3 separate regions of the Homo sapiens genome follow, and all the other regions are linked to region 2. Evidence: chromatin loops called from intact Hi-C (ENCODE). Cell type or tissue: heart right ventricle. All regions are shown on one strand. Links, peaks and the distances in the headings refer to the core of each region. The heading gives the core; the rest is flanking DNA. Region 1 overlaps TP53RK (TP53 regulating kinase). Region 2 overlaps CD40 (CD40 molecule). Region 3 has its middle 15 kb from the start of CDH22.

What was found. Peaks named below come from ENCODE experiments on the same cell type or tissue, not always from the same donor. Only the 100,000 strongest peaks of a DNase experiment are listed, where the experiment ranks them.
Region 1: a loop joins it to region 2, with 4 times the contacts of the local background. A loop is called at or near these places in 14 of 110 quality-filtered maps.
Region 3: it touches region 2 in a loop (4-fold over the local background); 18 of 110 quality-filtered maps call a loop at or near these places.

What each region holds. Positions count from the first base shown.
Region 1 is chr20:46,676,506-46,686,952 of GRCh38, forward strand. It overlaps TP53RK (TP53 regulating kinase), which reads right to left. Exons shown (of 2, transcript NM_033550.4): 2 at 7,860-10,447. The coding sequence ends at 10,248. It also overlaps a transcript of SLC13A3 not described here. Among named protein-coding and RNA genes, the nearest start is that of TP53RK-DT, 7.6 kb to the right of the region's middle. RefSeq lists an enhancer at 6,795-7,306. In heart right ventricle, for the core only: CTCF peaks have their summits at 5,031 (motif pointing left) and 5,231; DNase peaks (open chromatin) are centred at 5,036, 7,316, 7,606 and 8,026; H3K4me3 peaks cover 1,267 bases; H3K27ac peaks cover 1,653 bases.
Region 2 is chr20:46,127,853-46,138,299 of GRCh38, forward strand. It overlaps CD40 (CD40 molecule), which reads left to right. Exons shown (of 9, transcript NM_001250.6): 7 at 286-372; 8 at 478-506; 9 at 1,030-2,006. The coding sequence ends at 1,188. Among named protein-coding and RNA genes, the nearest start is that of CD40, 15 kb to the left of the region's middle. RefSeq lists enhancers at 2,068-2,217, 5,216-5,265. In heart right ventricle, for the core only: a CTCF peak has its summit at 4,934 (motif pointing right); a DNase peak (open chromatin) is centred at 4,979; H3K27me3 peaks cover 4,287 bases.
Region 3 is chr20:46,318,641-46,329,087 of GRCh38, forward strand. No RefSeq gene overlaps it. Among named protein-coding and RNA genes, the nearest start is that of CDH22, 15 kb to the left of the region's middle. RefSeq lists a silencer at 5,144-5,333. In heart right ventricle, for the core only: a CTCF peak has its summit at 6,531 (motif pointing left); no DNase peak of the experiment used is centred there; H3K27me3 peaks cover 7,375 bases.

The DNA of each region.
Region 1 (10,447 bases), core at 1,258-9,257, 550 kb after region 2:
CAGCCTCCCAAATTGTTAGGATTACAGGCACGAGCCACTGCGCCCGGCCCCTTTTTTTCTTTTCTTTTCTTTTTCTTTAGTTTGTTTAATTTTGTTTTTAACTAAAACTAAACTGTGTCATCCAGGCTGGAGTGCAGTGGTGCAATCACAGCTCACTGCAGCCTTGAACTCCTGGGCCCAGGAGATCCTTCCCGCCTCAGCCTCCCCAGTCGCTGGGACTACAGGCATGCACCACCTTGCCTGGCAGATCTGAACTGAGATTTAATAGAATTCCTGGGCTGCGTGGAAACAGTGGGGACGACGGCAGAAGTGGGGAGAACCATGAGAGGCAACTGCAGGGGTTCAGGCAAAAGATCACATGGCCTACGCCAGGGTGGCCAGGAGGGGGAACGGAGAGTAGTTCCAAATTCATCAGCTTCTTTTCTTTTTTTGAGACAGAGTCTCACCCTGTCCAGGCTGGAGTGCAGTGGCGATCTCGGCTCACTGCAACCCCCATCTCCTGGGTTCAAGCGATTCTCCTGTCTCAGCCTCCCAAGTAGCTGGGATTACAGGCGCCCACCATCATGCCTGGCTAATTTTTGTGTTTTTAGTAGAGACAGGGTTTCGCCATGTTGGCCAGACTGGACTTGAACTCCTGACCTCAGGTGATCCGCCCACCTCGGCATTCCAAAGTGCTGGCATTACAAGCACAAGCCACCACCTGGCCTCACAGCTTTTTATTGAAGTACAACATAAATACTGAAAAGTACACATATAAACATGCCTGCAGTTTCATGAAGTTTTACAAACCCAATCCACCCACATAACCAGCATCAAGCTCAAGAAATAGAACTTGTCCATCCCCCTAGAAGTCCCCAGAAGCCCCCTCCAAATCACTGCCCCTCCCCCAAGGGCAGCCACGCTCCCAACCTTTTAATTATATTTTGAAAGTAAAGCTGGCAGGATCTTTTGCTGGATCGAATGGGGGCGAGGGGAGCTGGTGAAAGACAGGAGTCAAAGAGAGCCCCCAGGTTTGGGGTGAAGTTCTGGATTCCTGGGGCTGCCATTTACTAAGATGGGAAACTTGTGATGGGGGCAGAGACTATGGGTGAAACCAGGGGTTTGTTTTGGGACCTGTTGAGTTTTGGGATGCCCGTGAGGCCCTGGGGAAGATACATGCCATCTTATCTAAAGGTTGCAAATTCAATGCTCTCAGGGACAAGTAACAAGAGGAGTAAGACATATCTCACTCTCCTCTTACCTCTGTAAGAAGAACAACGGGACCAGCGTGATGACAAACAGTGACTCAGAGCCAAAGAGCAATAGGGAGCAGTGGAGACTGGGGCAAATTGGAAAGCACAGGCCCCTCTAAAAGAAGAGGTGTTAGAACAGGGTCCCGTGTGGCAAGATCTCCTGACGATGTTTCCAGAGAAGCCAGATGTCTAGATTTTTACATATGAAACAATCCATATGTATGTTTGAAATTGTTTAACATTGGCATATGAAATTGTTTAACATTGGCAACTAAAAAGCAAACATTATGTGAACCCAAGAAAACTGCCTACAGTTACAGCCACCCACTGGACCTAGATCAAATCTTCCACTTTACAGGTGGAGAAACTGAGGCCCAGGGAAGTCTAGAATTTTCCCCAAACTCACAGAAGGAGTTGGTGGCAGACTTTGGCCAGGCCTTGAATAGGCTGGGTCTCAGTGCCGGGTTCTCACCTCCCAGGCCTTGGTAAGAAGGGGCTGGAGTTAGTCTGTCTCCTTCACTTTGATCTAAATAGAGAGGCTCTAACCTGACAGTAAAAGGCAGCAAGATGCTATGAACAAGTATGGCTTTGGCGGCCTGGGGTCTCTATCTGTGTTGGTTAGGAATGCTTTTGGCTTCAAGTGATGGAAAATCTGATTTATGGTAGCTTCAGCTTTGGAGACGTTTACCTGTGCATATAATAAGTCCAGAAAGTGAGGTCTGAGGTCACTAAGAACAGACTCACACTCTGCCCATCCCTCTACCTCAACATCTTCCTCTCATTGACTCTTTACCATCAGGGGTGGCCTCATGGCCTCCAGATTGCTGCTGAACCTCCGGTTATTGCCATTGCATTGAAAAGCAGACATTGTTGATGGGGATGTGCTGGTGTCAGAGCAGGGAGAGAATTCTTACATCTTCTCACCTTCTAGGAGAAGCAAAATCTTCCACAGAAGCAATCTTCCCAGATTTGCTCTTGTATCTTATTGGCCAGAAAAGGGTCACATGCTGACACGGTTTGGAGGTTTGTCCCCTCCAAATCTCAGGTTGAAATGTGACCTCCAGTGTAGGAGGTGGGGCTGGTGGGAGGTACTGGATCATGGCGGCAGATCCCTCGTGAATGGCTTGGTGCCCTCTCTGTGGTAATCTCTGAGTGAGCCCTGGCTCTGTTAGTTCACAAGACAGCCAGTTGTTTAAAGGAGCCCGGCTCCTCCCCTTCTCTCTCTTGTTCCTGCTTTCACCATGGGACACTGCCTGCTCCCCCTTTGCCTTCCACCATGATCGGAAGCTTCCTGAGGCCCTCACCAGAAGCAGATGCTGGAGCCATGCTTGTACAGCCTGCAGAACTGTAAGCCAATTAAGCCTCTTTTCCCTATAAATTACCCAGCCTCAGGTGTTTCTTTACAGCAATGCAAAAGGCCTAATACACATGCCCATTCCTAATCAGGAACCGATCTGACCTTTCCTGAGATGAAGCTATCTTCGCCTAAAAATATCTAGACTAATTGGGATTCTGTCCAAAAGGAATAAGAAGGGTAGGCCGGGTGCCATGGCTCATGCCTATAATCCCAGCACTTTGGGAGGCCGAGGCAGGCAGATCACTTGAGGTCAGGAGTTCGAGACTAGCCTGGCCAACATGTCAAAATCCTGTCTCTACTAACAAATACAAAAATTGAGACCATCCTGGCTAACACGGTGAAACCCCGTCTCTACTAAAAAATACAAAAATTCGCCGGGCGTGGTGGCGGGCGCCTGTAGTCCCAGCTACTTGAAAGGCTGAGGCAGGAGAATGGCGTGAACCCAGGAGGTGAAGCTTGCAGTGAGCCAAGATCAAGCCACTGCACTCTAGCCTGGGCGACAGAGCGAGACTCCGTCTCAAAAAAAAAAAGGGGGTGGGGGATGGGCTCACGCCTGTAATCCCAGCATTTTGGGAGGCCAAGGCAGGTGGATCATTTGAGGCGGGACTTTGAGACCAGCTTGGCCAATATGGTGATATCCCCGTCTTCACTAAAAATTCAAAAATTAGCTGGGCGTGGTGGTGGGCACCTGTGATCCCAGCTACTGGGGAGGCTGAGGTGGGAGAATTGCTTGAACCTGGGAGGTGGAGGTTGTGATGAGCCGAAATCACACTACTACACTCCAGCCTGAGTGACAGAGTGAGACTCTGTCTCAAAAAAAAAAAAAAAGAGGGTGACTTTTGGTAGGCAATAATGCCTGGCACAATTTCTACCATTTACAGGCTGATGACTCTGGGAAAGTTGCTTAGCACCTCTGAGCCTCTACTCCCCCATCTGTAAAATGGGTATGGCAGATGGTATTTTGTTTCTTGCCCTCTCAGCATCCATTTCCTATTTTTCTGATGACATACTTTGATTTTCCTTCAGGTAGGAGTTTTCAGAACAGCAGCCTCAGCATCACCTGGGAAGTTGTTAGCAATGCAGATTCTCAGGCCAGTCTCAGACCTTTGATTCAGAAGCTTTGGAATGGCAGCCTGGCAAGGTGGGAAAGTGCGTCTTGTCTACCCTTAGCTTATAAGGGGAACAAATGGAGCTGTATTATAATCACCTGTTTGCTGTTCTCTAAAAATAGTAGCCACTTAAATGACATCACGATAATGATATTGCTCATTGTCACCATGTGCCATGCACTGTGGTAGTGCTCCAACTGCTCCACGTACCTCCTTATATGGATGCTTGTGGTGGACATGGATGTGCGACCCAGATCCCTTAAGGAAGCACCTATTGCCCCAGAGGCAGGGAGAGTGGTCAGCAGTCAGCTCCTGTGGTCAGCTCCTCCAGGGATCAACTCACAGTAGGCAGAGAGTGGCCTTGCCAGAGCTCGTGTCCCTTCCAGGCGTGACACCCCCAACGACTGCATAATGTGAGACTGCAAAGTCCTGGCCATCTCAGGCCATCTTGTGACATCTCTGAAGAGCCATTTCAACTGCAGAGCTCCCGCAGAATTGACTGAAGCTGCTGCTGGGTCTCAGCTCCAGTTCTCCCTCTGCCCGCTCCTGTGTACTCTGCCCTCTCCTGTGTCCTCTGCCATCTCCTGTGTCCTCCATGCTGTGGATGTTGATCCCAAGGGCAGCTCAACTGTATCTGAGTCTGCTTCCTGGGGATCCTGACCAGTGACAATACTCACAGCAACTCCACCATGCAGCACCACTGTGAGTCCATTTTACAGATGAGGACACTGAGGCTCAGAGAGGTACAAGGAGGGGATCCTAGGCCATGCACCTGGTAAACAAGGAGACATGGGCTGGGAAGCCAGCACATTTGTGAATAGAGAAGTGGCATGTTCTGGCTTTAAAAGGGTCCCCTGGGCTGCTGAGTAAGGAAGAACGGAAGGGGCCAGGACAAGGGCCTCCCAGGCCGCGGCTGGACCTTGTCATCCCTGCAGCTTCTTCAGAAGAGCCAGACGCAGCCCATGTGCTCACTAAGTACCCAGTGAAGGAGTGAGTGAAGAGAGAATGGATGAAAACATTAAGACTGGAAGGAACTAGACATCCTCACGTCCGTCTCCCTCATTACATGGTGCATAATTAGCACAGTGCCTGCTACACTTAGGTGCTCAGCTAAGGTGGCGTTGAGTGAATAAATGAACACGTTCAAGGAAAGGAGGGAGGGAGAGAGGGGCATGGACTTGGGAAGAAAAGATGGAAGTAGAGGAAGGAGAAGGGGAGAAAAGAAAGGGAGGAAGAAAGAGGGGAAGGAGGGAGGAGGGAGGAGGAAGAGAAGAGAGAAAGTGAAGGGAGGTTTACCTGTTCGCACCAAGAATGACAGTAACTTACGACCCCTGGTGGCAGAAAAGTGCACAGTCCATTGAAATTGCGGTGCCTAGAATTAAAGGACGCAAGGGAAGACTCCTAGTTCCCCAAGAGGTTCAGGCTGCATTCATTTGTTTTCTATTGCTTTTAACAGAATACTTAAAACTGGGTAATTTATAAAGAAAAGGAGTTTATTTCTTACTGTTATGGAGGAATACAAGGTCGAGGGGGCACATCTGGTGGGGGCACAGCCTTCTTGAAGGTGGGGACTCTACAGAGACCTGAGGCGGCACATGGCATCATGTGACAAGGGGGCTGGGTGTGCTAGCTCAGGTCTCTCTTCCTCTTATAAAGCCACCAGTCCTGCTCTCATAATAACCCATTAATCTATTAGTCCACACGTGGATTAATCAATTCATGAGGGCAGAGGCCTTAGGATCCAATCACCTCTTAAAGGCCCCATCTTTCAATACTGCTAAGTTGGGCATTCAGTTTCCAACACATGAAATACGGGGAACACATTCAAACCACAGCAGGTGCAGACCCTTGTAAGAACATGGGCTCCTCCATCAGGGCTCTGGCAGTCAGTGACAGCTGGGTTAGGACTAGGGTGAAGCAAGTGAGGCACAAATTTAAGGAGGCATCCAAAAACTCAATAATCCAAAAAATATCTTAATGGGATGGTTTTAAAAATCAAATTGGCAAACTATCGCCCACGGGCCGACTGTCTGATTTGTAAATAAAGTTTTATTGGAACCAGGGTCAGGAATATGGTGGATTCTTGCAGTTAAATCAGAGATTATGCCCTGCATGCCTTCGCTAATGTAGATGTTCCCAACCCCTAAGGTAGCACGTGGTGTGGGCGTGGTCAGCTCAGCTCATCCAACAATAAGAACACAGCTTGTTTGGAGCACTCACTATGCCAGCTTTAAAGCAACTCTACTCTGGAACTACCTCTCTTGGCCCCATGGACTGGCCACAAAAGCACTTTTAAATGTTCCAGGAATGTGGGCCTGTGTCAAGTGTTGGTCGCATCTCGGTGTCATATCACATTTCCCTGGTTCTGCCATTTACTAACTGAGTGGCCTGGGGCAGGACTTAATTTCTCTGTGTCTCATTTGCTTCTTCTGTAAAATGGGTTAATGCATGGAAAGAACGTAACTCTATAAAGTCAGCTGCTGTTGTTAAAAGCATGGGTCTGAATCCCAGCTCTGTCACTTATTGTGACCCTAGGACATATTTCCTATTGCCCAGTGTTTCCTCCACCATAAAATGGAGATTATAATCCTCATCTGGTTGGGTTTAGCTGGGGATTCACACAAAACTGCTAGTGCTGTTGGCTCAGCACTGCAAAGCACCTGCAGCTCCCCGGTGGACGTCAAGGGATCTGAAAGTGCAGAGGGTTCCTTAGCCCTTTGTGAGAGGAACTAGGAAAGGAATCCACTGTTCACCTAGGAACATTTGTTAACCCTTTATTTCCCACTGTGGGCCAAGGGCTAAGTGTGCAGATGGACGATTCTCCTCCTGGGGGCATTTGTGACGTTTCTCCAGTCTCCAATATCTGCCACTCTCCCTCTTGATACTTGCAAAGATCATTACTGCTTCCTGACAGCTGCGGCTACCCCCACTGCTACTGGCCACTGATACCGGAGATAGAAATTATTTAGGCAGATATTCAGGGCAAAAGAGTCCTCGGCGGAATTTCCCTTCTAACAAAAAAGCAGCCCCAGAAATCATTTCTTTTCTAACAAAGAGCAGCCTGAAAAATCCAGCTGCAAACATAGATAAGGAAGCTGGAAGCTTGCACGGGGGAATGCTGGTAGCTGTGCCAATAGAGAAGGGCTAACTGGGGGCCAGGCATGTCTAACACGAGGCTCCATCTTCCCTTTTCTTTTACCACGTGTACAGTAATAAAGAAATGGGCAACATGGCACAGCTCAGGCAGAGAACTCGCCTGCATAATAAAAGACTGGGGTGGGGGTGCCGAGATTCATACCCTGTGCCAATGGCACACCTGGGTCCAACCAGTTTTTCACACCCTATGTAGATCAGACAGCACCTCCTCACCAGCTCATCTATAAAACTCCCTTGCATTTCACTGCAGATCCAGCAACCCATTTTTCCAGGACCCCTCTTGTAGCAGAGCGCTATTCTCTTTCTTTCAACTATTAAATTTCTGCTCTTCACCTCACTCTTTGTGGGTCCCTGTCCTTGATCTCCGTGACCATGAGACAACGAGCCTCGGGTGTTACCCCCAGACAAGCCTGCTTCTCCACCGCGTTCCCTGCCTCAGTGGCTGCCAGGTCCTGTGCCAAGCAGTTGGAGCATGCTCGCCACAGCTTCCACCCTGGCTACTGTTTTTACTGGACCAGCTGGTTTCGGTCGCCTTTTCACTTCCAGGTTTCTTGCTTCCACTCTTGCCCTCTATGGTTTTCTGCCAGCAACCAATGCAACCCTTTCAAAACAATCAGGTATCACCCTGTTAAAAACCCTGAGTCCCATTAAGAACAAAACCCAACCTTGTAACAGGGCCCTGCAGGATCCGGCCCCGCCTCTCCCATCTCATGTTCTGCTCCTCCCCCTTGCTCACTAATGCCGGCCACACCAGCCTTGCTGTCGGGGATGTTTCTTCTTCGCCAACTTCGCACGCCACAGCCTGCCTGGGATATACTCTCTTCATCTCCTGTGTTTCTGGTTTTCCTTCACATCTTCACTCATCACTGTCTGAAACTGTCTTATGTTCCCCAGGAAAGTAAGCTTCATGTTCCCCTCTATTAGATCTCCAGTGCCCGGCGCATAGTGAGTACTAGTGTATTAGTCCGTTCTCACACTGCTGATAAAGACATACCCGAGACCGGGTAATTTATAAAGGAAAAGTTTAATAACTCACAGTTCAGCATGGCTGGGGATGCCTCAGAAAACTTATAATCATGGCAGATGGGGAAACAAACACACCCTTCTCCACGTGGCAGCAGGAAGTGCCGAACAAGAGGGAAAAGCCCCTTATAAAACCATCAGATCTCGTGAGAACTCACTCGCTATCACGAGAACAGCACGGAGGTAGCCGCCCCGAGGATTAAATTACCTCCCACTGGGTCCCTCCCATGTCACGTGGGGATTACGGGAACAATTCAAGATGAGATTTGGATGGGGACACAGCCAAACCCTATCAACTAGGGATTTGTTGACTTAATGCACACGAGCCAACCATACCCCAACAAAGCAGGTACTAGCCTTATAGTACACGTGAGGAAACTGAGGAATGAGGCATCTCATTCATGTTGGGAATATTAATTGAAAAACCTGTCAGCTCCTGTGGCCCTTGGAGTTCCTTGAAAATAATGTTATACGCCAATACTTATTATAGTACTGTAAAGATGCACCATATCCCATATCTCATTTGTCAGTGGAAAGAACACAGATTTGGAGCCAGGTAAAAGTACCTCTTGCTACCTGTGACGTCTTGGACAAGTTCCCACCTTTTGGGGCCAGTTTCTCCATCTATAAAATGGGGATAATGCCTAACTTAAGAGTTATTTTAGATCCAATATAAAAATTCCCAGCCCAATGCCTGGCATGCAGTAAGCAGGCAATTATATTATTTTTCCTCTCTACTAGTCACAACTACCCAGGAAGGGAAGTTTTCACTCATTCCTGGCCATCCGCCCCATGCTGGGCACTTGGGGCATGCTGACTGTGGTGAATGAAACAGACAGGGTACTGGTCCTACTATTATAGAATGTTTGCTTCATAAGAACAGGCACTGACTGTATCATCTCTGAACACAATGGAATGAAGCTGGCAATAACAAAAGAAAAATTGGAACATTTACAAATGTGTGGAAATTAACAGATTTCTAAACAATCAAGGGGTCAAAGAAGAAATCACAAGGGAAATTAGAAAATACTTTGAGATGAATGAAAACAAAAACACAAAATACCAAAACTGAGAGTGTGTGATGACAACAGTGTGCAGAGGGAAATTCATAGCTGCAAATGTCCATATTAAGAAACAAGACAGTAACTATGTGAGGTGATGGGTGTTAATTAGCTCAGCTGTAGCAATCATTTCATAATGTATATCAAAACATCCCACTGTATACTTTATACTTTTTTATAAAAATAAATATTCTTACAAAAGGACAGGCGCTGTGTCTGTCTGGCTCACCATTGTACCCAATACCCAACAGGGTGCCAAGTACCCAATACCCAACAGGGTGCCAAGGAACACAAAAGGCACTCAAAATATGTTTGTTGATTGGAGTTTACAAGGAAGAAAGGTATTTTCTTATCCCTCTCTTCCCTTCCCACCCAAACATAGCTTCTTCTAAGAAAAGAAACTGAGGCTGGGCAAGGTTAAAAGCTAGCTCCTGGTACTTTTGCATCCACACTCAGTTTACCTGTGCCTTAAACCAGACTTCATCAAACTTCAGTCTTCACAAGTCACTTCACCATTTTTGCTCTACCTACTTACTGCCTGTGATAGAAATCAACTCAGTTTGTTTAGCGGTATAAACTTAAAAGGAACTTTAGATCAATCACTTGTCTTAGAAGGTAACCACAAAAATACAAAGCAATAAAAATAAAAACATGTTAACATGAATTTCAGTTGCCTGAAAGCTGTAAGTCTGCTTTTTTAAAAGAGAAATTGGAGTTAAGCAGACTTTTCATTTTTTGATCATGACCCTGAAAGAGAAATATATTTGACATCAAAACTCAGCACATATCCTTGGTCTATATATACACGTGAAAGTTTCATAAAACAATACACTGATATTTTCCATGCTGTATTCTATTTCATTTTTTAAAATGCTGGTTGTATCCCATTAAACTGGTTTCAAAATAAATATAACATGTACACAACAACAACAAAAAAAAACACTGGGTTAGAGGGCCAGTAAGCTCAGCGAGTATCAGCAACTGAGACTTCATCCTTGTCTCACAAGGACTAAAAAGAGAATAATGTTCTCATTATGTGGTTCAATGCCACACCCATGTATCTGAGATATACATGTCACAATCTGGGAGAAGCCTGTCCTCAATTTACTTTAAATACCCAATTCTGCCTAGAACATGACTTAGACACATAGTAAGCTCTTGAGTGAAGTGCAGATGATAATGACACGATCACATACCACTTAAAAATATCTTAACACCTTTACTTAGATCTCATCTCATACTTGTAGCATTTCTTCAAATTTACTTTGAAAAAAGAGCTTCACTGTGTGTGGTTGTCATACACATTCTTCTACCCAACCATGGACCTCTTTCTTCCTCTCAGGCGCACTTCATCTAATTTTTTTAGCACTGGCCTGGCCTTTTTGGAGGAGGTGGAGTAGCTCTTCAGAAAGGCTTCAAACACAGTTTCAGTGTTGGGATGGGTACTGAGGAAGGCCTTCTCCAGGACATAGAGGTCTACTCCCTTATCCTCTGGAAGTGCTGAAATGA
Region 2 (10,447 bases), core at 1,341-9,340:
ACTGGAACCCAGTCTTCCCAGTTTGTAAGAGAAATCAGATGTCTAGGTTTGAATATGTGATCTCCCAGTTTAAAAATGTCGGCAAATATTTCCAAACGTTAAGAAAATGTTCTGGCTCCTTTAAAGACATCTGCCAGCCACATTTCCCCAAGGACCGCGGTTTGAACCTTCTGATGTAGATGAGCTCTGACATTGGAAGATTCTGGAGTCTGACAAGTCACAGCAGGTTGAGGGTAGGGAGAAACTGCAGGTGAGGGGTGCATGCTGAAGTCCTGATTTCTCCAGGTCCCCAGGATCGGCTGAGAGCCCTGGTGGTGATCCCCATCATCTTCGGGATCCTGTTTGCCATCCTCTTGGTGCTGGTCTTTATCAGTGAGTCCTCAGGTGGGGAGGTGTTGGGGGAGGGAGGGGAGACCACCTGTTTCTTATCTGGCCTCTCCAACTCCCCATCCTTTTTTTTTTTTTTTTTTTTTTTAGAAAAGGTGGCCAAGAAGCCAACCAATAAGGTAGGTCACCCCTGAGAACCCGGGACAGAGTTTTGACAAACTGGGAAGATGGCCTCACGGTTGCCTATGGGGCAGTAAAACTGATTCAGAGTCTGTCTCTGCAGCCAGTGGGGTGGCAGCAGAATTGGGGACTGTCATCCCCACCCACCATGCTCCTTCCATCCAGAGCTCAATCCCCCACAGAACTGCCCCTGGCACCACTGGCAGAGCCTAACACTGGCTGTTCTTCACTCCTTTCCTGGCATTCAACGCGTGGGGAGCTGCATCTTTGGGCCTTGGGGCTGGGTCAAATGGGTGGGAGCAAATGTGGCAGCCCCTTAAGCCCACTGGCTCCCACTCTGGAAGCTCTTCGTCGCCCTTGGTGTGGCCAGCAGGGGGCAGGAGGCACCCGAGGAATCAGCACTGACCCGCCGTCTGGGAAAGGGGGGAGGGCTTGGGGAAGGGATCCGCTTCCCAGGGAGGGGCTCCTCAGAGGCACAGCTGCCCCTGCTGCTGGGGGTGACCTCACACCTTGCCTCTCCAGGCCCCCCACCCCAAGCAGGAACCCCAGGAGATCAATTTTCCCGACGATCTTCCTGGCTCCAACACTGCTGCTCCAGTGCAGGAGACTTTACATGGATGCCAACCGGTCACCCAGGAGGATGGCAAAGAGAGTCGCATCTCAGTGCAGGAGAGACAGTGAGGCTGCACCCACCCAGGAGTGTGGCCACGTGGGCAAACAGGCAGTTGGCCAGAGAGCCTGGTGCTGCTGCTGCTGTGGCGTGAGGGTGAGGGGCTGGCACTGACTGGGCATAGCTCCCCGCTTCTGCCTGCACCCCTGCAGTTTGAGACAGGAGACCTGGCACTGGATGCAGAAACAGTTCACCTTGAAGAACCTCTCACTTCACCCTGGAGCCCATCCAGTCTCCCAACTTGTATTAAAGACAGAGGCAGAAGTTTGGTGGTGGTGGTGTTGGGGTATGGTTTAGTAATATCCACCAGACCTTCCGATCCAGCAGTTTGGTGCCCAGAGAGGCATCATGGTGGCTTCCCTGCGCCCAGGAAGCCATATACACAGATGCCCATTGCAGCATTGTTTGTGATAGTGAACAACTGGAAGCTGCTTAACTGTCCATCAGCAGGAGACTGGCTAAATAAAATTAGAATATATTTATACAACAGAATCTCAAAAACACTGTTGAGTAAGGAAAAAAAGGCATGCTGCTGAATGATGGGTATGGAACTTTTTAAAAAAGTACATGCTTTTATGTATGTATATTGCCTATGGATATATGTATAAATACAATATGCATCATATATTGATATAACAAGGGTTCTGGAAGGGTACACAGAAAACCCACAGCTCGAAGAGTGGTGACGTCTGGGGTGGGGAAGAAGGGTCTGGGGGAGGGTTGGTTAAAGGGAGATTTGGCTTTCCCATAATGCTTCATCATTTTTCCCAAAAGGAGAGTGAATTCACATAATGCTTATGTAATTAAAAAATCATCAAACATGTAAAAAGAAAAACGGGGGTGAACATGCTGGGTGACATGAGCTATTTAACCTGCTGTCAGGCTCACGGAATGAGGGCATTTTCTGTAGATAAATAAGAATGTCCCCAGGCTGCTGCCCCTCCAGGGTGGTTTCCATGTGTGCTCACATGTGGTATTGAGATTGCAAAGTGCTCTTCCCATTTGATTCATGTTCACAAAAATAGCCTTCCCCAGCAGGGTGGGTCTGCATCCCTCCCTCTTTTACAGAGGTGGAAATGAGGTCCAGAGAGGCGAAGTGACTTGCCTGTGGTCACACAGCGGTGTCTGGTGGTGCCATGCTCAGAGCTCCTCACTCTGGGTCCTGAGCTCCTCCCAGATCTGCCTGCTGTCTGGAACTGACATCTGTAGCTCCTTCCCAGGGAGATCCTGGGTCTCTCACCGCCTTCTGACCTCCCTGTGGCTGCAGGAGCTACTGCTTCTCGGTCAGATGGTATCCCCTTCCCCCAAGCAGTATCTCAGGATAAAAATAAACCATCCTGTTCTCTTTTCCTGCTGAGCCAACTGAGGGGGAGCCTAGCCAGGAGGAGCGGCAGATGGAGTGGGAGCAGAGGGGAGGGGAGGGGAGGAAGGTTGGAGGACAAGGAGGAGAAGGAAGAGCAATGCAAAGTGCCATGCAGAACCCCGGCACAAAGGTTCGAGGTGAGGTTTAACCCAGGGGTCTCAGCCTTTCCCAGGAAAGAACCTGCTTTGGATTTCCCCAACACATCCTGCTGGCTGGAGGGTGTGGGGCGATGGGGGGCAAGGGGAGATGTGGAGAGGGCTTATCCCAGTGGAGGCTGTGAGGGCAGCTGCGAGCCAAGAGAGGGGCACCTGGCTTGGCAGGCTTCCCAGAAGAGCTTCAAGAACCATTTGGATACACCAGGTGGAGGCCTTTGGTTTAGAAAGTGGAGCAAAGTGGTGGTGGCGGGGAAGGGGAACTTTGGGACCTAATTCTTGTCTCTTATCTAGAGCCTAAGAGTGAGTGTTGTTCACTTCTTTGGTGGTATGGTGGAAAGAGACCAAAGACCCACGCCTGCCACAGATCATCTGTGTGGCCTTGGATGAGTCACTTTCACTGCTTCACTTCTCAGTTTCCCTATCTGACAAATGGTGACAATATCTGCAGCAGACGCTATTGATGCCTCCTGTGTTCTCTTCTAGGTCAGAGCTTCTCAAATTTGAGTGTGGGTCAGGCGCAGTGGCTCACGTCTGTAATCCCAGCACTCTGGGAGGCTTAGGTGGGCAGATAACCTAAGGTCAGGAGTTCGAGACCAGCCTGACCAACAGGGCAAAACCCCGTCTCTACTAAAAATACAAAAATTAGCCGGGCATGATGGCGGGTGCCTGTAATCCCAGCTACTTGGGAGGCTGAGGCAGAAGAATCACTTGAACCCGGGAGGTGGAGGTTGCAGTGAGCCGAGATCATGCCACTGTACTCCAGCCTGGGCAACAGAGTGAAACTCCATCTAAAATAACAACAACAACAATAGCAACAACAACAACAACAATAGCAACAACAACAAAACTTGAGCGTGTATCTGGACCACCTGCAAGGTGGTCCTCTCCACTATTTTCAGAACTGGAAGGATCCTTAGAACTCCTAGGGACCCATCATGCATCCGGGAACAAAAGCCCAGAACTGAGTAACTTTCCTGAGGCCACATAGAAAGCTCCTGGCCAATCTCTGTTTAGAACCAGAACGTGCTAACGCTGCCAAGAATAACCACCTCTTCTTGTTAAAGATCGTGGGGCCCCACCTCCTGTGTTTCTGATTCTGTGGGTCTGGGATGGAGATCAAGAATTTGCATTCTAAGAAGTTTCCCAAGTGGTATTGATGCTGCCGGCCCAGGGTTTATACTTGGGGAACTACTGCCTTCATATTTCTTTCTTTCTTTCTTTCTTTCTTTTGAGGTGTTGTCTTGCTATGTTGCCCAGGCTGGAGTGCAGTGGTGCCACCCCAGCTCACTGCAGCCTCCATCTCCCAGGTTCAAGTGACTCTCCTCCCTCAGCCTCCCAAGTACCTGGGACTATGGGTGTGCGCCACCACGCCTAGTTAATTTTTTGTATTTTTAGTAGAGACAGGGGTTTCACCATGTTGTCCAGGCTGGTCTTGAACTCCTCACCTCAAGTGATCCTCCCGCCTCGGCCTCCCAAAGTGCTGGGATTACAGGGTGAGCCACCGCGCCCAGCCAGCATTCATATTCCTATACTGTGTAAGCAGCCAGTTTCTGACTGCAAGCACTGGGGATCACTTGCCTCAGGGCTTTTCCAGGTCTTGAAAACATGCTTGGTGCAGAGGCAGGCCAGGTAAGCTGTAGATGGGGGAGTTAATTCCCCGAAGTACTTTCAGCCAGCCAAGGTTGAAAGTGGGAGGATAAATACTCAAGCTTCCTTGCCCTTGGGAGGGACAAATGTGAGCTGTGTTCTACAGTGTCTCCGAGGCTCCCTGGAGGGACTGAGCTATGGAACCTACAGTGGGCACTCTGCACTGATTCCCATCCTTTCCCTGTCTCACATCCCCTCTCCACCACTGGTGCTTCCCGGGTTCAACTCCCAAATAAACGACCTGCATTCATCCCTAGTCTCAGGATCTGCTTCTGGGAGAAGTTCCCCCTGAGAATCAGCAGAGCCCATGCACAACAATGTGCAATTTTGTTTTTCTTAGCGTCCCTAATGAAGGGAAGAGGTGGTTATTCTTGGCAGCGTTAGCACATTCTGGTTCTAAATAGAGATTGGCCAGGAGCTTTCTATATGGCCTCAGGAAAGTTACTCAGTTCTGGGCTTTTGTTCCCGGATGCATGATGGGTCCCTAGGAGTTCTAAGGATCCTTCCAGTTCTGAAAATAGCGGAGAGGACCAACCTCTTCAGGGTGTAGGGTCCTGCCCGGTGCGTGGACGGAGGGGGTGGCCGTGAGGCGCGCATCAGCCAGAAGGTGGCGCCAAGGTAACGCCCGAAGACCCTGGCGGCGGCTTGGGCTCCCTGAGTAAAGTTGGGTTTGCTGACTCGCCCCACACCCGCCCACACTTGGAAGAGGAGACCTTTCTTCCCTTGACCCCATCAGCCTGAGCCTCCTGAAGCTTCTACTCTGCAACTTCATCCATTCCCAGGTCTCATCCTTGTCATGAATACTTCCTTCCTTAACAAATACCAGCTGCGGTCCCACTGTGTGCCCCATCCGGAGCTAGGGTTGTGCACAGTGACACTGCTAAGACACTGAGTGCTCACTATGTGCTAGGCACAGCGCTAAGGACTTTGCATGCATTGCCTTAATCTTTATGACAGCCCTGCGTAAGACGTGGTCTCTTACAATATACTTTTTACAGATGAGATGCAGAAGTCAAATGACTTGCTAAGGTCTCGAGAGTTAGAGCTGGAATTTGGACCTAATTAGGTTGACTCAAAAGCCTGAGGTTTTTGCTCATTCAGTGAGTAGGAAAGTAGGCATATGTTGCGGGGTGATGTAAACTCATGCCCGCAGGGGCTGGAGAAAGGGCTGGGAGTCAAGTCAGGTGGCAGACGCTAGGCAAAATGGAGAGGCTCTGCCCATCTTTGGGGGACAGCCTCCATTGGCTCCTTCCAATGGTTGCCGAGCAGGAATGAGGGTTGCAGATTGTCTGGAATCTGGATTTTTTTTTTTTTTTGAGACAGAGTCTCGCTGTGTCGTCGCCCAGGCTGGAGTGCAGTGGCATGATCTCGGCTCACTGCAAGCTCCGCCTTCCAGGTTCATGCCATTCTCCTGCCTCAGCCTCCCGAGTAGTTGGGACTACAGGCGCCCACCACCATGCCTGGTTAATTTTTTGTATTTTTAGTGGCGATGGAGTTTCGCCATGTTAGCCAGGTTGGTCTCGATCTCCTGACCTCGTGATCTGCCCGCCTCGGCCTCTGAAAGTGCTGGGATTACAGGCATGAGCCACCGTGCCAGGCCTGGAATCTGGATTTTTATGTGAACTCTTACTATTTTTAAATTCCAAAAATTGGTCAAAAAATCCACAAAAGTGGCCGGGCATTGTGCTCACGATTGTAATCCCAGCACTTTGGGAGGCTGAGGCAGGCAGATCACCTGTGGTCAGGAGTTCAAGACCAGCCTGGCCAACATGGTGAAACCCCATCTCTGCTAAAAATACAACAAAATTTGCGGTCATGGTGGTGCGTGCCTGTAACCCCTGCTACTCAGGAAGCTGAGGCAGGAGAATCGCTTGAACCCTGGAGGTGGAAGTTGCAGTGAGCCGAGATTGCACCACTGCAGTCCAGCCTGGGCAACAAGAGCGAAACTCTGTCTAAAAAAAACCAAAAAAACAAAAAAACCCACAAAAGCTTGGTGAGAGCATGGGAAAGCATGTCACAGACGGCTGGGATTAAAAGAGACTGGAAACTTCCCTGTGTCCTATCCTTTTGTTTTTATACGTGGGGAAACAGAGGCACTGAGAAAGTCCAGAGCTGGCTCAGGCAACATGTCCTGGGCAGCTTGTCTCTCTCTGTGCCCAGCCAGGAGTTGAAGAGCCCCTGGGGGCTTAGGATCCACCCTGTGCACCCCAGGTAACCAGGGCCTAAGGCACTGATGCTCTGGGACTGAGGGACTTCCCTTGGGAGAGGCCTAGTTGTGTGTAGATGTCCTCCTCATTCTATGAACAGTCCCCCGACACTCCCACCCGTGCAGCCCCAGCCACAGGCAGGAACACACACCAGCTCTCCCACTTAAGCCTTCAGGCCCTGCAGTCAATTCCTCGGGCAGCAGAAGTTATTAAAGACCCTGCCCCCAAGGACTTCTCTCCCACCGACTGATTCTGGCACAGCAAATTACAAACCCATCTGTAGGGGTGGGGAGATGCAGTTTTAATTTGTAAAAACAAAGAAAGAAAAAAAAGAAATCTATGCTGTGGTCCTGGAGTTGGGGAAATGGAGGAAGCTCCTGAGGGGGCTCCTCCTGGGATGAGCAGTATGGTTACCGTGGGTGCTCCAGGAGAAGCCCAGCAAGGTCGGTGAGCAGCTTGGGCCCAGCCAGCTACAGCCAGTGGGCAGGGGGTGAGGGCGCCTCTCTCTTCCTATGCTCGCCCTCCCTTCCTGTCCCTGGGGCTCCCTGCTGACTGGCACATCCCTCTGGGCCTTGGTGCCCAGCTAGTTCTCTGCCTCCCGCTCACTCCAGTGCTCCTTCCCATCCTCTGCAGCATCTGCCCGCACCCTCCTTCCTGCTTTCTCCAATGCTTTCTAACTACCTCCTTTCCCATCTCCAGCTATTCCGACTCACCTTGTTCTCTTTTGAACAAGTGTTATTATTCTGCCTAATTATAAAAGTCATGCTCATGCACCACACCCCTCATCCAAGCAATAAACAGGACCAGGGAAGTAAGACCACTTGTAAACCTCCCACCCCCTGCTAACCACAAGATATGGGTCCTTCTAGACTTGTTTTCTCTGAGATAAACATTTTTTTTTTTAAACTTGGGCTATTATTATATGCATTGTTTTGTAAGCAGCCTTCTTTGCTTAGCAGTGTACGGCAGACGTCTCTCCATGCCAATTACATAGAAATGGACAGCATGGCTTTTTTTTTTTGGTCTCACTCTGTCACTCAGGCTGGAGTGGCACGATCATGGCTCACTGCAGCCTCAACCTCGTGGGCTCAGGTGATCCTCCCGCCTCAGGCCCCTGAGTAGCTGGGACTACAGGGATGCAACACCACACCTGGCTAAGTTTTGTGTTTCTTTGTAGAGATGGCATTTCGCCAGGTTGCCCAGGCTGGTCTCAAACTCCTGGGCTCAAGTGATCCACCTGCCTTGGCCTCCCAAAGTGCTAGGGTTACAGGCCTGAGCAACTGCACCCAGCAACAGCATGCTTTTTAATTGGTGCATAGGATTCCACTGTAGGGCTGGATGCTGATTCATGAAGAGGCTCCATGAAGTCCCTCCTGGACTTTCAGGCAGTGTTTCTCTTTCCTTTTCCTCATGAGTCTCTCCCTGGTGCCTCCTCCGCTTTTCCTCTCTCTCCATCTCTTCGTCTCCTACCTCCCATTTTCTCTCCACCTTTCACTCTCCCCTCCTCTCTGACTTCATCCCTGAGTCCCCACCCTTAGTTTCTCCTGTCTTCTCCCCTCCACACCCCACTCTCCCCAGCCCTACCCATTCCCTCTGACTCTCTGCTCCCTGCGGAGGGTGGGGGGTCCATGGTGTTTAACACCGGCTCCCACATCAGACACGTGCCATCTCATTAGCGTGCCTGTCCCCCAAAGTGAGGCAGGCAGGAGCCACAGTAGCAGCGAGAGGCCTAATTGAATGTAACTAATTATTCACTCCCTTAAATGGGCCTGGGAGGGACAGAATTACTCACTCTGAACTGGGGAGACAGGGAACTGGCCGCTGGCAAACAAATCCTGGGGCCTGTGGAGAGGGCTCTCCTTGGAATACTAATTAGGGCCGAGTGATGGGATAAAATCAGGGACAGAGACGCCTCTCCCTGCCCTCCCACCTCGTCTGGGAAATTGGGGGTCAGGAGGAGGAAGGGACTCTTGTGTGAATCTAATTGAAGGACCCCTGGGAAGTGTTAATACGGGGTGGGGGCAGGGGAAATGAAATGCTGAGCCTGGGGCTTGAGGAAGGCAGGGGGCTAATGTTTAATATGGAGAGAGGCGGGAGGGCACAGCAGTGCCTGAGGGAAGGAGCTGGCAGCAACCCCAGAGCCACCAAGAGCTGAGGGAACCCCACTGGCTCCTGGGAGGAAGCCCTTCTCCTCCCAAGCACTACCAAGTGCCAGGCCCTGTGCTAAAGACCGGTGTTCCAAATCTTCTTGAAGCCCTTTGTGTGTTGGCTCACTCCGTATCTCAGATGAGAAAAACTGAGGCTCAGAGAGGGGAAGCGGCTCCTTCATCCATGATCAGGCAGCTAGAACATGCAGGGCGGGGCCTCGGTTCCACCTGGCTGCAAAGCTTCTGTTCCTAACCCCTAGAATTACCCAGGCCACATCCCAGACCAATTAGATAAAATTTCCATGGAGGTGGCATGTGACGGTCATAGTCTAGGCATCAGTATTTTTTTTTTTTTTTTTGAGACAGTCTTGCTCTGTCACCCAGGCTGGAGTGCAGTGGCGCGATCTTGGTTCACTGCAACCTCCACCTCCTGGGTTCAAACGATTCTCCTGCCTCAATCTCCTGAGTAGCTGGGATGACAGGTGCCCGCCATCACACCAGGCTAACTTTTGTATTTCTAGTAGAGACGGGGTTTCACTATGTTGGCCGGGCTGGTCTTGAACTCCTGACCTCAAGTTGATACATCTGCCTTGGCCTCCCAAAGTGCTGGGATTGCAGGTGTGAGCCGCTGCGCCTGGCCAATCATCAGTATATTTTTTTAGAGCTTCCCTGGTGATTCTGAGATTCAGCCAGAACTGAGGACCCCTGGTCTGGACTTTATTTCCCTATTTGAGTCACTGCTTCTATTTCACAAGTGGCATCCATCCTTCTACTGAGCCAACCTGTCCCAAAGGACCTCTAGGCTCTATCTAGCCTTATCTCTGGGACTGGTTTCCAGACAGCTGGGAGCACGCAAGTTGGGGCAGGAGGGACTGTGTGGAATAGGATGAGGGAGGGTTCTAATGTCCAGGGGTGGACCCAGGGTAGAAGACCTGAATGCAGCCCCAGGAGACTCTGGGATGCATCATTCTGGGCAGCTCCTGAAGGTCAAAGGTGAGAAGTCAATTAGGGATTGTGCAGATATGAAAAGAAGGACAAATCACACGATGGAGAGACGTATAGAATGGAGAGGTATGTGTGTGTGCATGCGTGCGTGCACGTGTAGTAAGGGAGTGGTTGGTGTGGGTGGGTATAGTAATCGTGATTCTTGATACCATTTATGTGCCAGGTGCTTTTCCCATATTATCTCATTTGGTCCTGACAACAGTCCTTTGAAGGTGTATGGTCATCCTTGCAGCTGAGCAAGGTGCAGCTCAGAAAGGTTGAGTAAGCGTCCCAAGGCCACACGCAGAACCAGTATTCAATATCTGGCTCCCAGTTTCAAATCCCATGCTCCTTTCTCCTACTCTGCCTTGATTGTGCTATTGCACTTGTGATCTCTTCTCTAGCAGGTGTTGGTGTGTGTGCATGCTGGTTAGGTGTGCATGATGTGCGTGTGCTTGTGTGTGTGTTGCTCCCTCCTTTTGGGAGGGACAAAACTTCCATTCTGCCCAGCACAATGCCTCCTGCTGACTAGTGAGAGGGAAGAGGAGGGGCACCCACTCCTGCTTCTTGCCCCTGTTCCCCAGTGCCACTCAGCTGGTGACTGCCTCTCCTGTGGCTGGGGCTGAGGAGGGGCGGGGCAAGGCGGGTTATCCTCCCAGCCAAGTGACAAATAGCCTTATTTGTAACAAAGGTGGAGAGACAACCTATTTCTAGGGTGGGGAAATTCTCTCTTTTTCAGGCTTTCAAGCTGCCCTCCTGCCACCCCA
Region 3 (10,447 bases), core at 1,611-9,610, 190 kb after region 2:
CTTTTGTCCTGGCCAGCCCATGGACCAAATGTTCTCTCCTGCTCCCATTTCACCTACGGACACCTCCTCTTGCCAAGGTCCAAAAACTAAAGGTTGACTCCTCTGGCGGCCGTGAGGACCTGCTGCAGCCTCAGTGGTTCTGATTGATCCTACGTGCTGAACTGAGGGTTAAATATTTTGTTTATCTGCCCTGCTTGCATCCCACAGATGTCATGAAGATTAAACAAGATAAGAGTATGGTGCTTGGCATCCAGTAGGTGCTTAACAGAGGTAGGTATCGTTGGCGCCATTATTAATTTGGACCAAGTCTCTAAGCCTGGAATCCTGGCATTCCAGGTCCCCACTTTTCCCCACCTCCCCACCTTTTAAAAACATTCACCAATAACTTCCAGCCTCCCCCATGAATGCGCTGTTCCCACCCCAGCTGTTGGGCCTGAGACTCTCTCTGTGCTGAGCTCCTGGAATGTGCCAGAGCACGGACCTCCTGCGTTGGGAAACCTTCTTCTTTGGGGATGTTGAGTCTCAGAGGCAGACCTGGAGTCCTTAAGGGGAGCACCTCAGCTAACTGACCTCTGTGCTCCCTTCTCCCCAGATTGGCCACAGCCTAGGGGTGTCCAAAAGTCCCAAGACTGAGACAGAGAGACAGATTGGCCCAGTACTGCAGGCAGCATTCAGGCAGTTGTCAAGGGCCTATGGAAAAGTTCAAGATGTGAAAAGGAAAAAAGAAAAGATAAGCTCCAAAATACAAAAAGAAAACTGCAAAATCAAAATTAGTAAGTGTTTAATTAAATGTCTACAAAATCTAGCATTGTGCCAACTAGTCAGTGCCAATTCTGTTCATCCCTCCTCTACTCATGCATAGGAGAGGTCTGAAGTGGGAGTCGGTGCATTTTATGCATGTGCTGTGGTGTGGCACGGGGACCTTCAAAGCAGGAGTGTGCTGGGGTTCAATCTCTTGGGTCACAGCTCTGTTCCTTGCTCACTGGGTGACCTTGGGCGAGTCACCTCCGCTCTCTGGGCCTGTTTCTTCTTTCTTCCTCTGTCAAATGAGGAGAACCACTTCCCAGCTCCCAGAGTGGCTAAGAGGCTATGGAAGCATGTTTCAGGAAAGTCTGGCAAGTGCTGATCTCGTGTTGTGGGAATCCAGCAAGGGGAGGGGGCTTGCCAAGACCTGCTGAAGAAGACTTGAACCTCAACCTCTGAGCTCCTCTCTGCCTTGTTCCCCTGCACAGGGCATGGACAAGGACGATATTCGAATGTGTAACAGTTAATAATGGCCATTGGAGCAAGACCCTGGAGGCCCTGCTGGGCCACTTGTAACCCATTAGTTGCTGGATCCTGGGAAGAGTCAGGTGTTCTGGGGCAGAGCTGGGTGTCAAGGAGGTGGGCTGAGCCCTTGGGAAACTCTACACAGGCAACCACCTATTTGCCCATCAGAATGGAAAGATGTCAGCATTTGAACACCTGGCACAGCCCTAGTGACGTGTGCTGGCTCCACCTAGCCTGTCATGGGTCATCCTCCAAGATGGGCCAGGACACTTTTGTGAGTGACGTGGCATTTAGAGATCATTATTTATATGCTGACCCTATGTCCCAGAGATTCTGCTCCTGGGTGTAAATTTCAGTGAAATTCTCAGCATGACTGGGAGGAACAAGTCTGAGGATTCTTGTGCCCATGCTGTGTTGAGGGGAGTTGGAGGCAACCCACCTCTCCTCCCTGGGGGAGCGTACAGGAAGACATGGGAGACACACCCTGCAGAGGTCCTGGCAACTGTTAGACAAGTGTAGAGATGGCCATGGACGGATCTTTAAAACATGAGATGAAAGGAGCGAGGAACCAACTGGGATCTATGGCATAATACCATCTATTTGAATTAAATGTGCATTCAGATGGTGCTTATATGAATTTATATGTGTGTTGAAATTTATAGAACTATGCGCCCAAAGAAAGTCAATGTTACTTTGTGATAATTGAAATAAAATAAAACAATATAAAATAAGACAAGTGACCACTTTCAGAGGGCTCATAGTCTAGGAGGGGAGATACATACGAAAAAATTGCATTTATACAAAATCATGCTCATTTGCAAGAACACATATAAAACAAAGGATCTCTTGTGATCTTGCTCCATTATCTTGCTCCAGGAGCTCCCAGGTTAATGCAGAAGACAGACAGAAAAATCCTTACTCCAGTATCATCAGGGCTGTGCATACATATGAGGCACTCTGGGACCACAGAGGAAGGAACAATTTATTCTGTCTAGGGGAACCCCAGAAAGCTGCCCCTGAAAACAATGATATGTAATTTGAGTCCTCAATGCTGTCTACGAAGAGTTCATGGCATAATATGATCTCCCTACCAGAGAACAGGCAACACTTAATCCAAGGGAATGAAATTGAAATAGTGGGTTTTAGTTGCCATGGGAGAAGATGTAGTTGGCCAGGGGTCCTTTCAGGCTGGGGACACTTCTTGCCTTATCAGCTTCTGGTGTCTGGGCCCCCTGCAACTCAAGCTGGGATTGAATAGGCAGGCTGTGTCCCCATCCCGAGAGGCCTAGCGTGGTTCCCTGAGTCGGAGAAGAAAGGTGGCCCTCCTTGCATCTGCCTGGGAGGCTGCTGTGGCCTTCCTGGACTCCTCCATCCTGCTTCCACCTTCAATCCATCACCTTTTGCTTGCTCCCCTTCCATCCCAGTAGCACATGGCCCAAGCACAATCCCTGGCCAGCCCTTTCCTGCTTTATCACCAGTCTCCCTTGTCTCTCTCTCACACAATTCCCTTTATCCTGTAGTCCAGAGAGAGCATCCTGAAGTCAGGTCTTCTCTGGGGCTCTCCATGTACAGATCTTCATGGCCCTCAGTGCAGTTCCATCCCCTCTCCTGGGCTCCCCAGCATGATATCTCCCTGTTCTCACTGCACTCCTTACCCTCAGATATCGCTAGACCACCTGAGTGCTGCCCTGCTTTGCTCACAGTGCCCCATCTTTTGGAATTCCTTTCTACTTTCCCTCCTACTTCCCCCAGCTAACTCCTATGCACCCCTCAAGACCCAGACCTCACCCCCTCCTGGAAGCCTCACTCATCACCCAGGACTACAACCCCCAAACCTCTCCTATTGCAGACTAGAGCACACTGAATTGAAACCGTCTTCTTACTTCTCTGTTAAAGGGCTTGGGTTCAAAGAGCTGGCTTTAGATCCAGGTGCCTGAATTCACATACTGATTCTGCTGTACTGCACTCTTGGACCAGTTATTTGACCTTTCTGGGCCTTCTATTTCTCATCTGTACAATGGAAATAGAAAGAGTACCTATCAGAAAAATAAAAACAAACAAAAACGCTCCAAACCACTCAAATACCCACCTCATGGGGATTTGGGGAGGAATAAATGAAGCAGTGGGCATGAGTTCTTGGCTCAGTGCCCAGCACATAGTAAGTGATCAATAAATGTTGGCCATTATTGTCTGTCTCCCTCCACCAAGCCAGGAGTTCCTGGAGATCAAGGCAGAATCTGATCTGCGTTTGGGGGCCCAGCACCTCCCCAGGGTCTACTTGTTGAACAGTTATCTGCCAGACATTCCATTACTGTGTACTAAGAGATTCCACATAGGTGCCCACCATTAGCATATTTGAGCCATGGGTCTTAGAACTGGCACTCAGATTGGAGTTGTTCCATGCTTTTGATCTGGGGCCTGGCAGTGTCTATGATGGGAGTGAAGGGGCCACCGCTAGCCAGATCTCTTTCCCTGGCCTCCACTCACCTGCCCCCTGGCCGGGTTCCAGCCTCCCACTCAAGCCATCCTCTCTGGGTGATGTAGCATGTGAGGCAGAGGACAGGGTCCGGAGTAGGAGCCATCACCAGCCAGACTGCCCTTGGTCTTGCCAGAGGCCTCCTTGGTGCCCGCCTGCCTGGCTCCTGCCTGGCTCCCAGCTCAGTTGCAACCTTTCCCAACTAGGCTTTCCTGCCTGGGTGGCCCTTGGCCTCATTAACAAGGAAGTGTTCCTTGGCAGCATTACTAATTAGCAGCAAAAGACGATTAGTGTCATTAACAGACTCAAAACATTTGTATTATTAGCTCCTTGGTGGTTTGGGGTTGCCTGGACCTAGGTAGGGATGGGAGCCTCCCGGGTGGAGAGTGGACTTGAGAGGGAGCTGGCAGGAGAGGCAGTGAGACAGAGGTGGCGGGGAGGGAGCTGGTGAGAAAAAAAAACCACGAAATTTAAAGTGAATGAATTATTTACTGCAGGAAACAATCCCGGACTCACTCACTCTGACTCAGAACATCCCAAACTGTAATCTGCGGCATTTTTCACATCTCCCTAGTGTGCGGAGTGATTTTCTTTACAATTGGATACCAGAGGCCGGGGGAATCTTGTAAGAGATTGGCTTAGTATTGATCATGTGTGTCTTCCTGGGTCCCTGGCTCCCACCCACCCTCGAGGCTGGCATCTCCAGCTTGGACAACACCCTAAGGCTGGCTGGGGCCAGAGTCAGCCCCAAGTGGGAGCTGATGAGGGGGCCATGACCCTGGTGAGCATTTGGAGCCACGAGAATAGGCCCCTTGCCCTAAAATGAGCTGAATGTCCCTGTTTCGGAGTCACCTCACCCCAGCATGGTCACTGAAGGAGCCCCTGCCATGTTGCCATATGTTTCAGATGCATTATGTCATTATCCCTTCCAAGAGTCCTAGGCTAGATATTATTAATCCCATTTTTCAGATAACAATAAGAGCTACTCTTTATCGACCTCTGCCTAGGTCCTAGGCACCGTGCTAATATCTTTCATTTATTATCTAATTGTTTCCTTAAAACAGCCCTGGTTATGGAGAGACTCAGAGAGGTGACGTGGCTTGCCTAGAGTCACACAGCAAGTGGCAGAATTGGCCCCAAATCCTGGTCTCCCCCTTGCCGTCACGGGGCACACACCGACCCCTCTACCCCGGGCAGCAATGGAAGGAGGGTCAAAAGATAAGGGACATAAAACCCAGGGTAAGGAAAGACAGCAGGTGTTCCCTGCTACTCGGGTGCCCCTCCCAGTGACTCCCTGACAGGGCCATGCTTCACCTGGAAGGACGTGTCTCCAACAGCGAGCATCAGGTGGCGTGGAGCACGTGGAGCACAGCATTGCTCACTCATGGCCAGAGGCTGTCTTCAGAGCAGAGATGAGGAGTCTGGCTGGCTGGGAGGACCAGAAGGACCCTGCTGGGCTGACAAGTTTCGCCTGCTGCAAGGTGCCTCTGGCCCTGAGGGTGGGGGGTCTCCATGGAGTCAAGGAGGAGAGAGGCGGCGCTGAGTGCAAGGAGGCAGAGAAAGCTTCCCAGCAACGGCAAAATCCAGGCTCTGGATCTGCCTCTGGCCTCTCTGCTTCCCTTCTAAGGAGGAAGGGAAGGAACCTGAGTCCCAGGCTCTGGTCCTGACAGGGCTGGGCAACTTTAAGTGGGTGCCCGCTCTTCTCTGGGCTTCTGACTTTTCATCTGTAAGGTGAAATCTTTGTTGCTTAAAAGGGCTCCTTACTTGAGTTCCAGTCAATGAGGTCAGCCGTTGCCCTAGGTGTAAAGGTGGGGACAGGGTAGTAGGTGCCAAATCTCCTCCCACCACTGCCTACACCCCCACCCCCCACCCTGGAATGCTAGCCTGTCGGTGTGGCAGTGACCTCCAATATCGGTGGTGCCAACCTACCCATTTTATAGATGGGGAAACTGATTTATAGAGATGGGAGTGGAGGTCACATAAGGGATCCGAGCCTATGCATTCTGACCCTTGGCCAAACTCCTCTTTAGTCAGCCTTACCCAGGCTGCAGGGGCAATTTGGCTCTAAGGCCACTTTGTTTGGGACTGAGGGACCACAGGCACAGGACAGGCAGAGGGAGCAAGAAGTGGATCCCACAACAGGCTTGTGGCTCTGGCATTCGGCCACTTTTCTCTGTCATCGTAACTGTAAATAAGGCATCTGGGAGTCCTCCCAGCACTTTAACAGATTTAACAAGCAGTAGCATGCGACCCGCAGTCCAAATGGATTTTTTAATAATGAATAAGCATTTATTTAACAAGTAATAACAGTTTTACCACCCTCCGGATCCTCGGAAGTCCAGAGGTCTTGCATTAACGCCTTACACAGGCATCTTCTGCTGCTATCTTTTGTCCATTTTTCTGGTTGTTTTTCTCTTATTGATTGGCAAAAGCTCTTTGTATATTAAGGGTATTAACCCTTTACCTGTGATATGCAAATATTTTAAGTCTGTATAATTATTAAGTTTTCCTTAGGGCATATAGAAGTTTAAATGTTTTATGTTGCAAGGTGTTTTTTTGTTTGTTTGTTTTTTGTTTTAATTTAGAGACTTCTGAGTTTTCAGAATTGCTTGTGAGCCTGAGGAAACCTGTGGCTCTGTTGCAGAAATCCTCAGCTGAGTTCAAACACAAGAGCCCTGGCCATGGAGTACAACTGTGGGTGAATGCCTCTCTTGAGACCTCGGTGGCCTCCATATAATAATGTGTTGAAATAGACAACCTCTCAGCTGCCCCCTGCAGGAATGTCCCATGATTGTAAGATGGGATTTTGCAGGGAAGAGGCTGCAGTGCACTCTGAGAGAGGTCCCAGCCATACAGTCTTTCACAGGTCTATCTCCCCCACCACTTCCAGCCCCTTTGAGAACAGGAACTGCGTCTTTTCATTGCGCTGTCCTTAGCACCTTGCAGAAGGCTGCCTGCCTCATAGTATGCCCTCAGGAGAAATTTACCCATCTGCACTGCTGATTGTACCTGGAAGTGAGCCCTGGCTCCATTTCATGCCCCTGTCTAGAGGTGGTAGAATGGAGTGGATAAGACAGTGTGCTCCCTGGGTTTGGATATTGACTTTTGTTTGCTGGCTGTGTGGCCTTGGGTAAGTCGCTTCACCTCTCTGAGCATGTTTCTTCATCTGTAAAACTGGGGCAAGTCCTCCCAGAGCTGTCTGGCAGCATGAATGAAAAACTGATCTAGCAGCCAAAACACATGATTCCTGCCATGTCGTGGGCAATCAATACACGTCAGGCCTCTTGTATCTCCACTGCTGAGTGGAGTGCATTCCATCTTGAGATGCTAAAAAATCTTCAGTGTTCCCACAGTTTGGGTTCCAGAGTAGACCCTGAGAAATGGATTCAAGGGCAAGTAATTTATTTGGGAAATGATCCCAGGAAGCACCAGTAGGACAGTGGGAAAGTGATACAGGAAAGGCAGGCAACCAATACCGGGTGCTTTATCAAGCCTGTTACTACTGTGGGCAACTGGAGCTCAACTCTGCTGGGGAATTCTGGGAGGGAGAATAGGACTCACATCACAGAGCAATCCACTCCCATTCCCCAGCAAAGGGTGAGGGAGGAGCTGGGGTACTTATACTCTGGCTTCAAATAGTCATCAGTTAAGAGCTGGACATTAATTTCCTGACTCTTTCAGTCTGCCCACTGGGAAGCAAAGTGGCTCTGGAGGCCTGAGAAAGGAACTCAACCAGGCATGCCCTGAAAGGCTAAAGATGAGGTCCTGACACCTTTTTGGAAGGGCAGGTGAAGCAGACATCTCAAGTAGGATGGCCCCAAAAGATTTAAAGGTAGGATTCGGTGGCAGAAGGGGAGTTAATGGGGCCTGATTCTTTGTTGCTCTCCACTCTGATTGCCACCTGAAATTGATAGCTGGTACCAAAGGGCAGTAGTGTCACCTTTCAATAAGATGAAATCTATGTCTCCAGCGGATGGAGACGACAGGAAGATTTATCAAGGCCCTGGCAAAATTAACATTTGGACGGGGGACACGGCAAGAACAGCCTCCAGAGGGGGTCTCTTTGCATTTATTCTGGCTGGTTCCTGCCAGCGGCTGGACTGGAAAGAGCTGCAGGGGTCAGCCATCCAGCTGGCCTCTCAGGGAGGGACGCCTGGACAGACAGATGCAGACACCCAGGGCAAAAGGAGACTGGAAGGAGAACTGTCATCTTTGCTGAGCAGGGAGGCCACCAGGGCACTTGGAGCTGAGTCCTTGCCCTGCCACTCACTTGTTGAAACCCTTTGCCTCAGTTTCCCCATTTGAAAGACAAGGGTATTGTGCTCAATGCTTCTAGCTCTGGCAATCTCTGAGACCATGACACAGAACAAAGCTCTGCCCGGGTGCTATCCCAGCAGTCTTGGGAGGTGAGCATGAATACATCCACAGAATGATGGCTAGCCTGGGTTGAGTACCTATTACGTGTCAGGCACTGTGATAAGTGCTTTACTTGTACTTCCTGTAATACTTACAATAGCCCCATAAGGTAGGCACGGTGGTTTCTGCATTTTGCCTTTGAGCTCAGAGAAGCCAAGTGACTCACCCAGGACTACACAGTGAGTTTGGGGCCAGGTAGACATCGAAACCCAGGTCTACCGGTTCCCAGTGCAGGGCTCCTTCCACTGTAGTCATCCTGGGTTCCAGTTCCAGGCCCTCTGATACTGAACTTCCAAAGGAGTCTCAACTTCTCTCTTGCACAGGAGGATGTATCCAGAGCTCAGGTTCTGGATCAAGATAAACCTGGGTTTGAATCTCAGCTCAATCAGGTCCTTGCCGTGTGGCCTGGCCTGAAACATTCCACGGGAGCCTCTGTTTCTTTGTAAAATGGGCATTGGAGCCATGTCTATCATGAAGATGACATGAGGCAACATGCGTAAAGGGCCGGTCTCTAGGGTCACTGGGAAACAGGCTTCCATGTACGGCCTCCTCCCCTCTCCATTATTCCACTGTGGACTTGCAGAGCTGTGTGGTTTGCATCTGGGGCACATGTGGGAATTAATTTGTGCTAAGGAGGTGAGGTCCTCCCTCCAGGTGAGCAGTGTGGGACAAGGGACCCCAGCAGGCCTGGAGGATGCTGGGACAGAGGCCTCCGCTCAGAGAAGGAGAAAGGCAGGGCCGATGGAGGAAAGGCAGGTGTTGGGAGCAAGTTCCCCTGCCCCACCTCAGACACTTGCACTGAATGCGCCCTCTGAAGCCCCAGCCTTCTACCCTGGAAACACCCTGGGCCCTGGGGTGGAGGAGAAGGAAGGGAGCCCTTGGTGGGAGCTACAGAAAATTAAAGCTAAAAATATGTCTGGGTCAGACCTCAGTTTCCCCATCGGTGAAATGGGTGCAGGCAGTAACACCCCCACCTTAGGCCTATTTGAGCGTAACGGGGTTTTTAAAGTTGGGATTCTAGGCCCCTCACAAACCTGAAAGACATTCACTGTGGGTGCTGTCTGGACTCTGAGCAACTTACTTAACCCCTCCATGCCTCAGTTTACTCGTCTGTGCAATGAACGTAATCATACTTAATGCACTGGGCTGTTGTTAGGATGAGGGGGTGAGGAGTGCTGTCCTGAATAGCACTAAGAACAGTGTCTATGTCTAGGAAATGCTATGCAAATCATGGTTGTTGTTTTTATTACTAATATTATTAATATCATTATCATCATCTCAGGTGAGGGAATGCGGGGCCCGGAGAGGGGCAGAGGCTTGGGAAGGCCACATGATGGTCAGGACTGTAGCCTAGGAGTCTGGCCTTGGACCACAGCCTCAGCCCAAGTCCTCAAACATCCCCTCCCCCATCAAGGCTGCCACATCCCCCTCCCTCACCAGGGAGTGAGAGGAGGCCCAAATCCAATTAGCCTGGGAGCCAACTGCAGAGCATCGCCCCTTTAATATCGCAGGAGAAGCTGCAGAGATAAATGAGAAATTAGAATTCCGCTGGGGTCCCTGAGACCCGCCTGCCGGCCCGCCCTGGGCTGGGGCTGCGGCAATTCTCCTAGGGACCCAAGGAGCTGTCTGAGCCCCAGTGGAGGAGGTGCCCCTGAGGGGCCCTGGGCCAGTGCCTGAGTTTCTCCTTAGGCCTGCCAGCCGCTCCTACTCCCAGCCTCCCATTGCCCACCCACCTTCCCCGCTGCCGCCATCCCACTCCCCTCCCCGTCAACCATAGAATTCACCTTTCCTCTCGAGAGACCCATTCCTCTCCTCCTTCCACAGCCCCTCCCTCCCAGTATCCGAGGGCATCAGGGCAAGGTCTAACCCCATTCTTGGCACGCCCCCGCTTCCCCTTCCCACTCCCCTCCTCTCAGTCCTAACAAAACCCAGGATCCTTCCCTCCTTGGGCTAGGACTGACTCTGCAGCTGAGGCCTCTCTTGGGCCTGGGGGATTCTGGGGAGGACATCACTAGTCCCCCTCAAGGAAGAGGAGGTTCAGGGTCTGTAACAGGAGCTCCTCCTGAGCGTTCCAGAGTAGGTGTGCAAATGAGGCATCTGCAGCCCCCTCCTCTAGAGGGTAATGGGCTGTCATACAAAGCCGGCAGGTCACCACCACAGCCCTGCTGTGGCCTTCCATAGCTCCCTGTCTTGCACAAGACTCAGTTTCCCCTTATGTACAATGGAGAGGGGCTGACATAGGTGCAGGCCTAAGATCTTGGCTTGGACACTTGGCCCAACCCTGGG